Regions from separate parts of the Homo sapiens genome. Here regions 1 and 2 are each linked to region 3. A link is a contact called in ENCODE Hi-C or POLR2A ChIA-PET data. All regions are on one chromosome and are shown on one strand. The core of a region is the stretch at or near the end of the contact, and the rest is flanking DNA. Distances in the headings are between cores, read along the strand shown.

Region 1 (3,757 bases), core at 361-2,860, 2.9 Mb before region 3:
ACCTCCCGTCCCGTGAAGCGTCAGGGCACCGACCACACGGACCCCCCTCCGTGGAGCTCACGGCCCTGTGCTCAGCTCTGCTAAGACCAGCGAGTTTTCCAGAGCTGGGGGAGCCCGGTTCTCAAGCAAGCCCCGCAGTTATCAGGGTCGCGCAGGAAGCGGCAGCGCTCGGAAGGACGTCTGCCCTTATGAAGTACATATGTTGGCAGGTGTGCTGGCGCTCTTTAAATAAATTATATAAAATATTTCAGAGCTGGTAAGGAATTTGGAAAAGCGTCTTCCAATTTCCATTAGCATTGCAATCCCTAATCCCTAACTCGTATGCTCACACCTCTGCAAGGGTATTTTCAAAGCCACTTGCAGGAGCCCACCCGGCATCGCCAGGGGTGTGTGCCGGGGACGGGCTAAGGTGGGGGACTGGAATGTGAGATGCGCCGCAGGGGGGTCTCAGCGCCCCCCACACCGGGTTTCAGGGACCCACACTGTGCCATCTTTTTTTCACTATAAAGAAGCAGCTCGAAACTTGGCGGTTCCTTTTCAAACTTGCCTGAAACATCTTCTCTGGCTGGAACTCCTGCCTATAGGATTTCAAAATGGCTTAAATTCGGGGCTGTGCTGCGGCCGCGCTTTGGATCTTTTGGTCCTGCAGGTCCAGGAGCCGGCGTGACGGGCTCGGCCCTGGGGAATTCAGGGGCGCGGCGCGAGGGAGACGCCGCCACGAGCTCGGGGTGGGGGTGGGGGGCGCAGAACCCCCAAACCGCGATCTTGGCGCCAGAGGGTGGCTCTGCCTCGCTCAGGAAGACACGGGGCATCCTTCACTCCCAAGGAAGCCTCCCTTCCTCCCTCCCACGTGCCCTCTGTGGTCCTGACGGCCCAGCCTCGCCCGTCCCCAAATCGCCGGCCTGCGAGCCGCTTCCTCGGCGGGACCCGCGGCGGCCTCGCCTCGCGCCCTCAGCGCTGGGGCAGAGGAGACACCTATTGGCAGAAGGCGCGCTCGGAACCGGGCTGCTGGGAGCTGGGGGACGCCGTTCCCGGTCCGCGCCGCGCCCCTCCCTGGGCGCACAGACCCGGCCGACCTCGTTCTCTGGCCCGGACCCCTCCGTGCGGGCGACGGGGGCGGGGTCGGGGGGCGCGGCCCGGGCCGTGGGGGGCGCAGGGGTCCGGGGGCGGAGGCCGCGCGGGGCTTACCTTCCTCCGCTGACTTCATGGTGCCGCCGGCGCGCGGCGCGGGCCCCAAAGTTTCTCCTCTCCCGAAGACCGCAGCCGCAGGGCCAAGTGGAAACTTGGAAGGGACTGGAAAGCTGGTGCTTGGCATCCGCGCGGCGGCGGCGGGGAGTGGAGCGGCGGGCGGAGGCACAGGAGAAGCGGCCGCCCCGCGCTGCCGGGGTCGGGTCTCCGGGAAGACAGCCCTCGCCCCGGGCTCAGCGCCGCGCGCCCCGGAGGAAAGTCATCGAGGGGCGTGTGCGCGCGTGGCGGGGCCCGGCCGCGGCCCTAGGACCTGCGCGGTGGCTCCGAGCCCTGCCCGCGCCCCGGTGCCCGCGCCCTGCTGCTGGGATCTGGCGCGGCGACTCCGCCGGCGAGTTCGGAGCCTCTGAGTCTCGCTCTGACGCAGGGCCGCGCTCTGCCTCCTGCCTTTTTAAAGCTGGAAAACACCTCCCCCGCCTCCCCGCCGGCCCGGCGGCTCCCGCGCCCCCTCCCTGCCGTGACATCACGCCCCTGCTGCCCGGGCCCGCGCGGGGCCCCGGGGACGAGTCGCCGAGCGCCCGCCCCTCCCCGCGCCGCGGCAGCCGCTCGCCTGGGGGCAGGGGCGCAAGAGGCGGGGCGCGCACGGGGAGGGGGGGCGCACGGGGAGGGGGGGGCGCACGGGGAGGGGGGGCGCCCGGGGAGGGGGGCGCCCGGGGAGGGGGGGCGCACGGGGAGGGGGGCGCACGGGGAGGGGGGGCGCACGGGGAGGGGGGCGCACGGGGAGGGGCGCACGGGGAGGGGATGGGGGCGTAGGGGCGGGAACGGGGAATCCGGGGGCCGGGCAGGGGGGCGCTGGGGCTGGCGGGGGAAACGGGGGCGAACGGGCCAGACGGGACGCCTGAGTCCACGCGGGTGTCCGGAGGGAGCCCGGCCCTGCTGGAAAAGGGGCGGGGGGCGGGGGCCGGGGGCCGGGGAGGGGTGTCGAGAAAGCCCGGCATGCTGAAGTCATTATGTAAAATCGCAGGCTTCCCCCGCTGTGGAAATTTGGAAAAGCGCTTCACTGGCAGGCCCTAGAAAGGAAATTCCCATCCCGCTAAATTACTAACAGATTGCGTGGCCGTCCCGGGACGTCGAGTTATTGTCATTTTTATTCTGTAAATATCTGCTCGACCTAGACGGCCTGTGGCAGGGGCCGGCGTGGGGAGGCCCGGGGACGCGCTCACCTGCCCTAGCCGCCCGGAGGGGGCGTTTTATGGGCGCGACTGCGCGACTTCTGACGGGGGGAGGCCCCCCGGCCACTCACACTTTCCTCTCTTACGTCTCCCTGCGTCTCTTCGGGCGCAGCTCAGCTGCCAACACGGCACCGCATTTTCTTGTTGGCTTTGGATGGGGGGGGTTGGAGGTTAAAGTGTCTGGTGTGTAGAAACCATAAATCGATTGCACGACACCCTTATGTGATTTAAACTAAACCCAAAGGCTAAACTCGTGTCTGCTGCGGGGCCCAGGAGGTCCGCAGACCCCCAGGGATCACTGTGCCCCGTGGGTGCCCCCCACAAGCGCCTCCTCCCTGCCGGGGGAGGCGGTCGGGCGCTGCAGAGCCCGCGAAGGTGCGCGGCCAGAGCCCGTCCGTCCCGCGTCCCGAGGCCTGGCTCCATTCGGCCGCCCCGACTCAGCACAAATGGAACCCCGGCTTTTCCACCGCAGGCCTCGGCCTGGAGAGACGTGCCCGGATTAGCGGGGTGGTGGCCGCCTCGCTCCTGCGGCGTCGAGGCCATTTCCAGGGGTCTCTACCTGCGGGGGCCCCTACGGCGCCGAGCCAGGCGTGGCACGCGCCCCAGAGCACCGGGCGCCGGGAGGGGAGGAGGGGCCGCGGGAGGACGCCCAGGCCGGTGGGCGGGGGTCGGGGGGTCAGGGGGACTCCAGCGAGGCCGCGCCCCCACGCCCCTCCCCCTCCCCTCCCCTCCAAATCTTCCCGCCGCGAGTGTCCCCAGGCCTGGGGCCAGGATTTGGCGGGGAGAGTTTCCGTCCCCCCCGCCCCGCCCTCCTTCTCCCCACCTCCAGGACGGGGCGGGCGGAGACTCGCCGGGAGGAGGGAATCCCGAGGCCGGGTCTGGCGGGGCGCGCCCAGCCGGTCACGTGGGAGACTGAGCCCCTCGACCCCAGCCGCGGTCCTCGAGCCCGGGACCGACCTGGCGAGGCTGCCCTTGGCTCCTGAGGAGCCGGGGCCGGGGCGGGGGCGGCCGGCTCTTCCTCCTCCTCCCGCCCCTCCCCTTCCTCCGCTGCCGCCTCCTCCTCCTTCAATAAATAATTTTTTCACCCCATGCAGAAAAGCTCCCTTTTCCTGTCTGCTCTCAAAGCCGTCCTTATCCCCCCGCCCGGGTGACGGAATCCCGGGTCTGTTTCCCTCTGTTTAATGCCGTTGCCGGGACCACGGTGGCCGCGCGCCAGGCGCAGGGAGTTCCGGAGGCGGCGGCCCAGAGCGCGGCCAGCTCGCCCGGCCTCTGCGCCCCGGCCCGGCCTCTGCGGCCACCGCGGGCCCCCGGCTCTGCTCCCCGAGCGCCCTGCGCCCCTT
Region 2 (3,922 bases), core at 868-3,367, 2.2 Mb after region 3:
CAAAGTACTCAGAGCTTGGGGTGGAGACCGAAGGAACACACAGGAGAGAAAGAAGAAAGATTTGGGATGAGTCGCATTGGGAGCAGAGACTAGGGCGGGACTGATGTGTAGAAGAATGCCTGGATGTCAGGAACCTCAGACCATTTGCCCATTTTACGACAAGAATTATCTAGATCTTGTAGGGTGGAGAAATTGAAAGTGCCATTTTCTGGCTATTTGGAACCACTGTCAAGTTTGTATTGGGGTCAGGTGGTATTGCAGAAGAAAATAAGGTGTTTAGGTTTTAGGTCAGGCGAGAGTTGAAGAGGTTTTAAGTTCTTGAGAACACAGGCTAAGGGAGAAGAAGGAGGAATGGAGGGTGGAAGGTTGCCCATAGTGAAGGAGGCAAGCCCAGAGAAAAGAGAGGGCAGAGACACAGGGGGGGTCGGTACTTGACACCAAGGTGAAGGATCAAGGCAGGTGTCCCTGTGGTGATCAGACACCTCTGAAATGTGGGTGAATAATCAGGCAGGCATCCCTGCAGTGATTAAACACCAAGGGAAGACTGTCTTCTCGAGTCCGTGACCAGTGCCGGAGTTTTGGGTTCACGGATAAAACACATCTCCTCTGTCTCTATCAGAAAAGGAAAGGAACTGAAATTAAGGGAAGGGATAGATTGAAGGGTGGTGCCAAAATTGAAAGGAGAAAGAGGTTGAGAGATAGTGAGAGAGGTTGGAGAAGAGAGTAAAAAGAAGCTGCTTACCCAATTTAAAATTGGTGAGATGTTCCTGGAGCTGGTTGGTCTGAGGACCCGAGGTTGTAGGTGGATCTTTCTCACAGAGCAAAGAGCAGGAGGACAGGTGACTGTCTTATCAGTTAAGGCAGGAACCGGCCATTTTCACTTCTTTTGTGATTCTTCAGTTGCTTCAGCATTTTCACTTCTTTTGTGATTCTTCAGTTGCTTCAGGCCATCTGGATGTATATGTGCAGGCTTGGGCTCAGAGGCCTGACATGCGTGTGTTTTGTGTTTTTCTGGATAGGCATGCATTCCTATGGAGGAGGTAAGCAGGGGGAAGGGAGCTCACATTCATCAGACACCTAGTATGTGTAGGAACCTTCTGCATCCCTGGAAGGATGGATGACCCCACATGTGAAACCTCTCGTGTGGTTCTTTTTGGAATTAACTACCATTGCTGAAAAGGGCCTACATAAAATATCAAATTTTAACATGCTGGAATTTTTCTTTATTTTTTTTCTCCTTCAAACATTTGTAGCTCTTTATATGTGGTATTTCCTCTGTGTCAGAAGGGAAAGAGGGTGCCCTTTGGGGAAGTTCTCTTCCAGACTCCTAGAAGAGAATCTGATTTACCTTAAATGCACAAACAAGGCCTTGCCATGTCACTGGCCAACCGCAGACAAACTACTTCAGTCACAGAAATAATTTGGACACTTTTGCTTTTTAAGGAAAAGATGATTTCCCTGGATTTTTTTCCTGTGAGGACGAGGCATTCCAAAACCCCAGCGGGGTCAGGCACAGTTCGCCAACTTTATGTTTTGGGGGGCAGCGCATTTGCTTCCCGAAGTGAGTTGCGAAACCGTTTTCTAGCGCGCACGGGGCTTTCATCTCTTCCGTGCATGCGAACGGCTTTCCGAGATGCCCCCTTTATGGGCTTGGCCATCGCTACTTTTGTTACAAATTAACGTCTGGGACTCGGACTGCTGCCAATAGGAAACTCCCGCGATTCGCTGCCTAGTTCGCCGCCCTCACAAGACTGGACTCTGCACAGGCCATCCATGCCCGCTGGTGCACCTCGCTCTCTCGCACGCTTAACCCGCGGGGACGCCCCCGACCTCCCACCTCAGCCCTCGCCACAGTTAGTCCCGCCCTTCCGCGCAGACTCCGTGGAGTCCTGTCACGCTCTCCGCGCGCTGCGGCAGCCGGGAGATTGTGAAGGGCACCTCCGGCAGCCAATTAACACCCGCATACTGGGCGGGACCACGCTTGGGCAGGCGGAGGGGGTCGACCGAAGGCGGGGACTTTTGAGTGACAAGGATGATGGCCAACCGTCGGAGGCCCTTCTACTGCGCCCCGCCCCTGAGCCGGCCGCCCAGCCCCCAGTGGGGTTCCCGGCGCGGGGAATGTCCCGGGTGGAGCTGGCTGAGTCGCGCGCTCTGCTCCACCCGACGGGGCTGTGTGTGCTGGGCCTGGCTCGCGGCGAACCGAGATGGCAGAGCAGTCGGACGAGGCCGTGAAGTACTACACCCTAGAGGAGATTCAGAAGCACAACCACAGCAAGAGCACCTGGCTGATCCTGCACCACAAGGTGTACGATTTGACCAAATTTCTGGAAGAGGTGAGTTGGGGATGAGCGGCTTGGGGCGCAGGGAGCGTGGGCCGGGTTTGGGGGTTCACTGGCATGACCTGTCTTTCGCGGCCCGGAGTCCGCATACCTACGCCTAGGCGCGCCCCCCGAGTTCGCTCACCTGCGCGTGTACGCCTGGGCGCGCTTCCGAGTCCGCACACCTGCGCGTGCAAGCCTGGGCGCCCCCCACCGCCCCAAGTCCGCACACCTGCGCGCTCACACCTGGGAGCGCTCCCCGAGTCCGCACACCTGCTAGTGTACACCTGGGCGCTCTCCTCGAGTCCGCACACCTGCGCGTGCACACCTGGGGAGCGCTCCCTGAGTCCGCACACCTGCGCGTGTACACCTGGGAGCGCTCCCCGAATCCGTACACCTGCGCGTGCACACCTGGGAGCGCCCTGCGCGGCGGCATCCTCGCTAGGTGGTGCTGGAGCAGCCTTCCGGGGATAGCGCGCAGCCATGCGGGGGATTTAAATGATCCCTTTCTCCCTTGAGTTTGAATAGAAGGGTGTCCTTCCAGGACCGGCGGCATTCCCGCAGTGGCCGGCTGGAGACCACCCACCCCGAGAGCTGCGGATCCCGCCGGAGGGGACCCCAAGTGCGGAGGTCGGGTGTGGTCCGGGCCTGCGCTTCCCGCGGCAGCCACTGGCCGACCTTGCGGTCCACACCCACTCGCGTTCGCGTTCACCTGGAAGAGGCTCGGTGTTAATTAACCTTTTCCAGTCACGCCTTGGCAGCCAGGTGCCGTGCTTGACTCCTGAGACCGCGGTGTGTGGCTGGAGCAAGAACACAGAGGCCAGGCAGAGCAGCGGACGTTCTGCGTGGGACTCGCCCCTAACAGCTTTGGAAGGTGTAATAGGAAACGTTGGTTAACTTGAAGACATTCCTTTGATAAGATTCTTTGCATTCGGTTATAATTTTTGCCGCACACGCTAAGGGGCGCTTTTGGTGATTGTCTTAGATCCTCTGGAAGTGTTTTACTACTTTTGGGGGAGTCTCAATCATAAATCTTAACGCATGCTCACGCCCCCTCCCAATAATGAGAAGGTTTAGTGATGGGAATTTTTTACATAGTCGGGGAGCAGGGGACAAAAATAGATGCCTGGTCTGAGCTGGATCACAGTTTATATCAGAGGACTTTGTTTTTGCAGAAAATGTTAAAATCAAAAGGCCTGTTTTAAAAAATGAGGCTGGGCCAAGCACGGTGGCTCACACATGTAATCCCAGCACTTTGGGAGGCTGAGGCGGGTGGATCACTTGAGTCTAGGAGTTCGAGACCAGCTTGACCAACATGGCGAAACCCCATCTCTAACCAAAATACCAAAATTAGCCAGGCCTGGCGGGGCACGCCTGTAGTCCCAGCTACTCGGGAGGCTGAGACAGGAGAATCCCTTAAACCTGGGAGGCAGAGGTTGCAGTGAGCCGAAATCGCACCACTTTGCTCCAGCCTGGGGGACAGAGTGAGACTCTGTCTCTAAATAAATAAATAAAATTAAATAATAAGGCTGGAGTTGATGTTTATTGGTAAGGTATTTCACTCTGGAGCAGTGCCCGAAGATAAAGTCATGTTACCATTTAGT
Region 3 (3,846 bases), core at 1,262-3,761:
TTTAAAAGCAGCAGTTTATGTGTGTGGTGAGGAAAGCCAGTGGACCCCCGCAATTAGGGACCAGAGGGAACCAGCCTTTTACCCGAAAAATGTGGGTCTGTAAGTCAGCCTCATCTATTATCAGCGTTAATAAGCTTCCCGCAGCAGACCGGGAGCTCTGGGGGCTGTGTGTGTGTCTTACTCATTCCGCTGATAAAGAGTCACCGGGTCTCCGGGTGTGCAAAGATCAACTTGCGCAGCCCTCTTTTTAAATATATTCATTCTGTGCTTTATTTAATCCAGATGCACAAAAAGCCATTTGCTGCTGCATTGTTGGTTTACATTTTTTGAAAAGGCGACTGGTGTAACCTGTGGAATTTGAAATGCAAATAAGAGCCTGTGGGAGTAGAGGCAGAACAGATCAGCATTTATAAAGTGGAAAAGATTTAATGTCTTTGAAATCATTGCAGGGGAAGAAACTGGAGGGGGAGTGTGATTTTTCAGGGAGTGAATTGTGACGTCAGGTCTTTTTGGAAAAGATGTTATTTTTAAGGTCTGAAACCCGGCTAGGTAAAGTGCTTACAGGAAAAACAGATTACAAGATTAACATCTGTTAACATGATCGTTTATCTCCAGCCAAAAATAGGTCAGTTCTTTCTTAAGGAAACACGATTGCTGGCGCATGCTTAAATAATAAAATCAAAACGGCGAGTTCATAAATTAGGAACGAGTGTTTGTTACAATCTGACCTGTGAAGAAACGTTTTTGAATTTCGAGATCAATGGAAGGTCAAAGTCCCTTTTCGGTGTAGAGAGCAACTCTTTCCCCTGCGTCGGCCCCCGCCCCCCCCCCCGCCCCCCGCGGAATGACCCCTCCTTCTTTCTCGGAGCTCCCTTTCCGCCTCCACTCCCTTCGTGAATTTCCCTTTCCATCCTTTGTGGAAGTACAAAATATATTTAAATGGATATCGTCTGACGCCTCCCTCCTTAAAGAAGGCAAACTCTGCGCAGATGGCTAACTTTCAGAGCTCTGCTGTTGTTTTACCATTAAATGAAACGGTAGGGAGGAGAGGAGGAAAAAAAAAAAAGGAAACAGCTTTGCGAAGTCTCCCTGCCCCCTGGGCGTGAGTGACGGCTCTGCTGGCCAATCCGCAGCGGCTTTCTCCATCCCGGAGGTAATTTGGGGTGTGTGTGTGAGCGCGCGCGTGCGCGTGCATGAGCCCATGTGTCTGCACACTGTGAAGTCTGGCCAGCCCCGCGCATCCGCAGGCTTCTGCATTTACACAGATGTGTGATGTAGACGTGGACACGCTTTTATTCGAGTCAGTTCGGCTACATGGGCACGCAGCAGCCCCCACGGAGCGCCTCCCCCTCCGAACGTTCTGTGAAGCATGGGGTTTAGAAGCACTTTCAGATTCAGGTCGGAACCTGCAGAAGGGGGAGAAAAGAGGAGGGCTGTGATTGTTTCTCAGCAACTGGGGACTCGAAACGTGCGGTTTCTCTGGCCTTGGTGCCTGGGCACGCGCGCCCTGGTGCGTTTTTGGTTCAGGTGATGATGGAACCCACTCGCCCGGGCAAAGCGAACTGAGAACGCGGATTGCTGAAACTGATGTGAACTCCGTAGAAAAGTGAAGGGCAGCATGTGTCTTCCAACTTCACATGTGATTTTCTCACTGGGAGTTGATGCCTAGTCCCTGGCAAATTCTAGAAGGTGAAGCGCTCGTGGCCAGTGAAAGTTCGGCTGCCCACCCGCCTCCTGAACGCTGCGCCCTGGCTGCGTCTGACCCGCACAATGGGCGTATTCACGGGCACAGCGCGTCACCGGCCACCCCACGCTTGCAGCTGACTTACTGTGGCACCGACTTTCTCAGGAATATCGGTAGTGATGTGTGTGGCTCGCGTAGTACGCACCTCGGGAAGCGTACGGACCCGACCTGAGCCGAGCAGCATCTCCGTGTAAATGTTGGAGACGCGGTGTCTTCCGGGAGCACCGCGGGGTTGCTGCGCTTCTGTACCCACCGGGATGGGGATGATGCAATGGAGAGGTTAAGGACCCACGTGCCCACTACCTCCCCGGAGACCCCTGCAGGGAGACCCCTGGGAGGGACCTCGTCCATGCGCGGGTGTGCCCGGCCACCAGGCCGCACCGAGGTCACCCGAGGGTCCGTGGGCGACCTTCGTCCTCCTCTTCTGCAGAAATCTAACTCGGTTACAAGGTAGCGTCCGACTCCGCGCCTTCCCTCCCACTCGGGCCATTTCCGCCCCCCAGCCCGAGTTCCACCCAATTCTGCCCCTCCCCAATCTCAGGAGCCGGCGGAACCGGGACTGGGCAGCCCTGGGAGGTGTCGTTGGATTAAATCATTCCTATTTCGGTGTGTCTGAGCAGCAGCGGCGCTGGGGCGCTACTGGGGGACCTGGGGCACGCGCGGCCAGGGGCCGGGGGCGAGAGCGCAGGGCGGCCCTCTGGGCTGGGGGCGGGTCGGGGGGGGACTCACCTGCCCGCCCCGGGGTGGGGGCGGTGGCCGCTTGTTGCTGGGCTGCCAGGAGGAGGGCCGTGGGCGGGGCGGGAAGGGGCGGAGAAGCACGGGGAGGGCCTGGCCCGCCGCCCCCGCCCCCCGGCGCCCGCCCCCCGCCCCCCGCCCCCGTCATGTGGAGCGGACGTCACACGCCTGCACTGTAACCCAAGAAGTGAAAGAGACGGACCCACAGCCCAACTTCGCACCATAACAAAGGCGGGGGTCTGTGCGGGCCGGGGGGCGGGGGCGGGCGGGGCGGGCGGGGGGAGCCGGCGGGGGCGGGAGCGAGGCCCGGAGGAGGAGAGAGGGGGCTGCGGGGGGAAGGGCAGGCCGCGGGGTTGGGGGGAGCGAGCGGATGGGGCTGTGGAGGGCCGGGGCCGGGGCCGGGGCCGGGGAGGGGGGCGGGTCCGGTCCGGAACTGGGGTCTGCGCGGGGCTCCGGGCCGGGGCAGGCGGGGGTCCGCGCGGCGGCGTGGACCGGGCTCCGGGGGCCGAGGCGCGGCGGAGCCCAGGTAATTGGTTTCTATTTTAAACTTCACTTTGTTCTGGCGGAGGTGGGGCGGTGGGAAAGGCGTGGCCCCGAGGACGATTACATAAGTGTTCACACCTGAACCGGTCCTGCGCCCGCGAGCGGATTTGGGGTGGGAGTTGGCGGTGGGCACCCGGGCTTGGGGCGCCTCGCGAGGGGCTGCTGCGTGGGGGTTTTGTGTTCTGCGTGTGTGACCTCACAGTGTCTCCGCGGTAAAGAGGCCGGGGATGGCTCTGTGGACTGCCTGGAAAAGCCCAGATGTGCCCGTGGGCGTTGGGCTGGCCTTCCAGGGGTGTCCCCTGCGTAACAAAGGACGGAGCCCTCGGACCCTCCGGTCCGCTCGTCGTGTGACTTAACCAGCAAGTCACAAAAGGAACTTTAGTGGGGATCCTACTTACACATACAGCAGAAAGGCATTGCCCCCGTCAGCCTGCCATGCAGTTTCGAATCTTGATTGAAGGTAATTTAAAAGCTGAGTGATGTACGTTCACCATGGGGCTATGGAGTAAATACTATTAAAGAAAATGACCCGAGTAGATGCAACGGTGGCTAGCCTCCCAAAAGGAGCTTTTCCAGCTTATTTTAAAAACCACCTTATTAATATGATTGAAGTATTTTGGTTTAGGGATGTGTTACTTAAAAGAGCTAGGCATGCATGTTATTTGATAGGATACTGGCTACTGCCGTGTAAAATAAAAAGAGCTCATTTTATCATTTGTTCCAGCTTCATTTTCACTTGCATTCTTTGATTATGTCGTCAGGTAACTGTTATTTATATTTACACAGACCAGCCAGAATTAAATATGCCACATACCACTATTGTG

What was found. Hi-C counts contacts between places; a loop is a spot of excess contacts on that map. ChIA-PET counts read pairs that join two places held with the same protein, here RNA polymerase II (POLR2A). Pooled maps may share reads with other maps.
Region 1: a pooled map shows a loop between it and region 3 (7-fold over the local background). The contact joins the promoter of NFATC1 here to the promoter of ZNF516-AS1 in region 3. A Hi-C loop is called at or near these places in 2 of 37 single-sample maps with no recorded cell type and 9 of 50 pooled maps.
Region 2: a map of naive thymus-derived CD4-positive, alpha-beta T cell shows a loop between it and region 3 (4-fold over the local background). The contact joins the promoter of CYB5A here to the promoter of ZNF516-AS1 in region 3. A Hi-C loop is called at or near these places in 2 of 168 maps with a recorded cell type or tissue (B cell and naive thymus-derived CD4-positive, alpha-beta T cell) and 12 of 50 pooled maps. POLR2A ChIA-PET finds 5 or more read pairs at or near these places in 1 of 52 experiments (T-cell).

The regions. Positions count from the first base shown.
Region 1 is chr18:79,393,783-79,397,539 of GRCh38, reverse strand. It overlaps NFATC1 (nuclear factor of activated T cells 1), which reads right to left and starts at 1,610. Exons shown (of 10, transcript NM_001278669.2): 1 at 1,189-1,610. The coding sequence starts at 1,315. RefSeq lists silencers at 915-1,014, 1,375-1,774, 3,200-3,489 and enhancers at 671-1,218, 2,860-2,979, 3,684-3,757.
Region 2 is chr18:74,290,158-74,294,079 of GRCh38, reverse strand. It overlaps CYB5A (cytochrome b5 type A), which reads left to right and starts at 2,117. Exons shown (of 5, transcript NM_148923.4): 1 at 2,117-2,333. The coding sequence starts at 2,205. RefSeq lists enhancers at 1,029-1,198, 1,558-1,617, 1,907-2,076, 2,156-2,325, 2,931-3,538.
Region 3 is chr18:76,490,317-76,494,162 of GRCh38, reverse strand. ZNF516-AS1 (ZNF516 antisense RNA 1) reads right to left here and starts at 2,511. Exons shown (of 2, transcript NR_136504.1): 1 at 2,474-2,511; 2 at 245-1,406. The region is part of intron 1 of ZNF516 (zinc finger protein 516); the gene reads left to right. RefSeq lists enhancers at 990-1,129, 1,810-1,859 and a silencer at 2,520-2,609.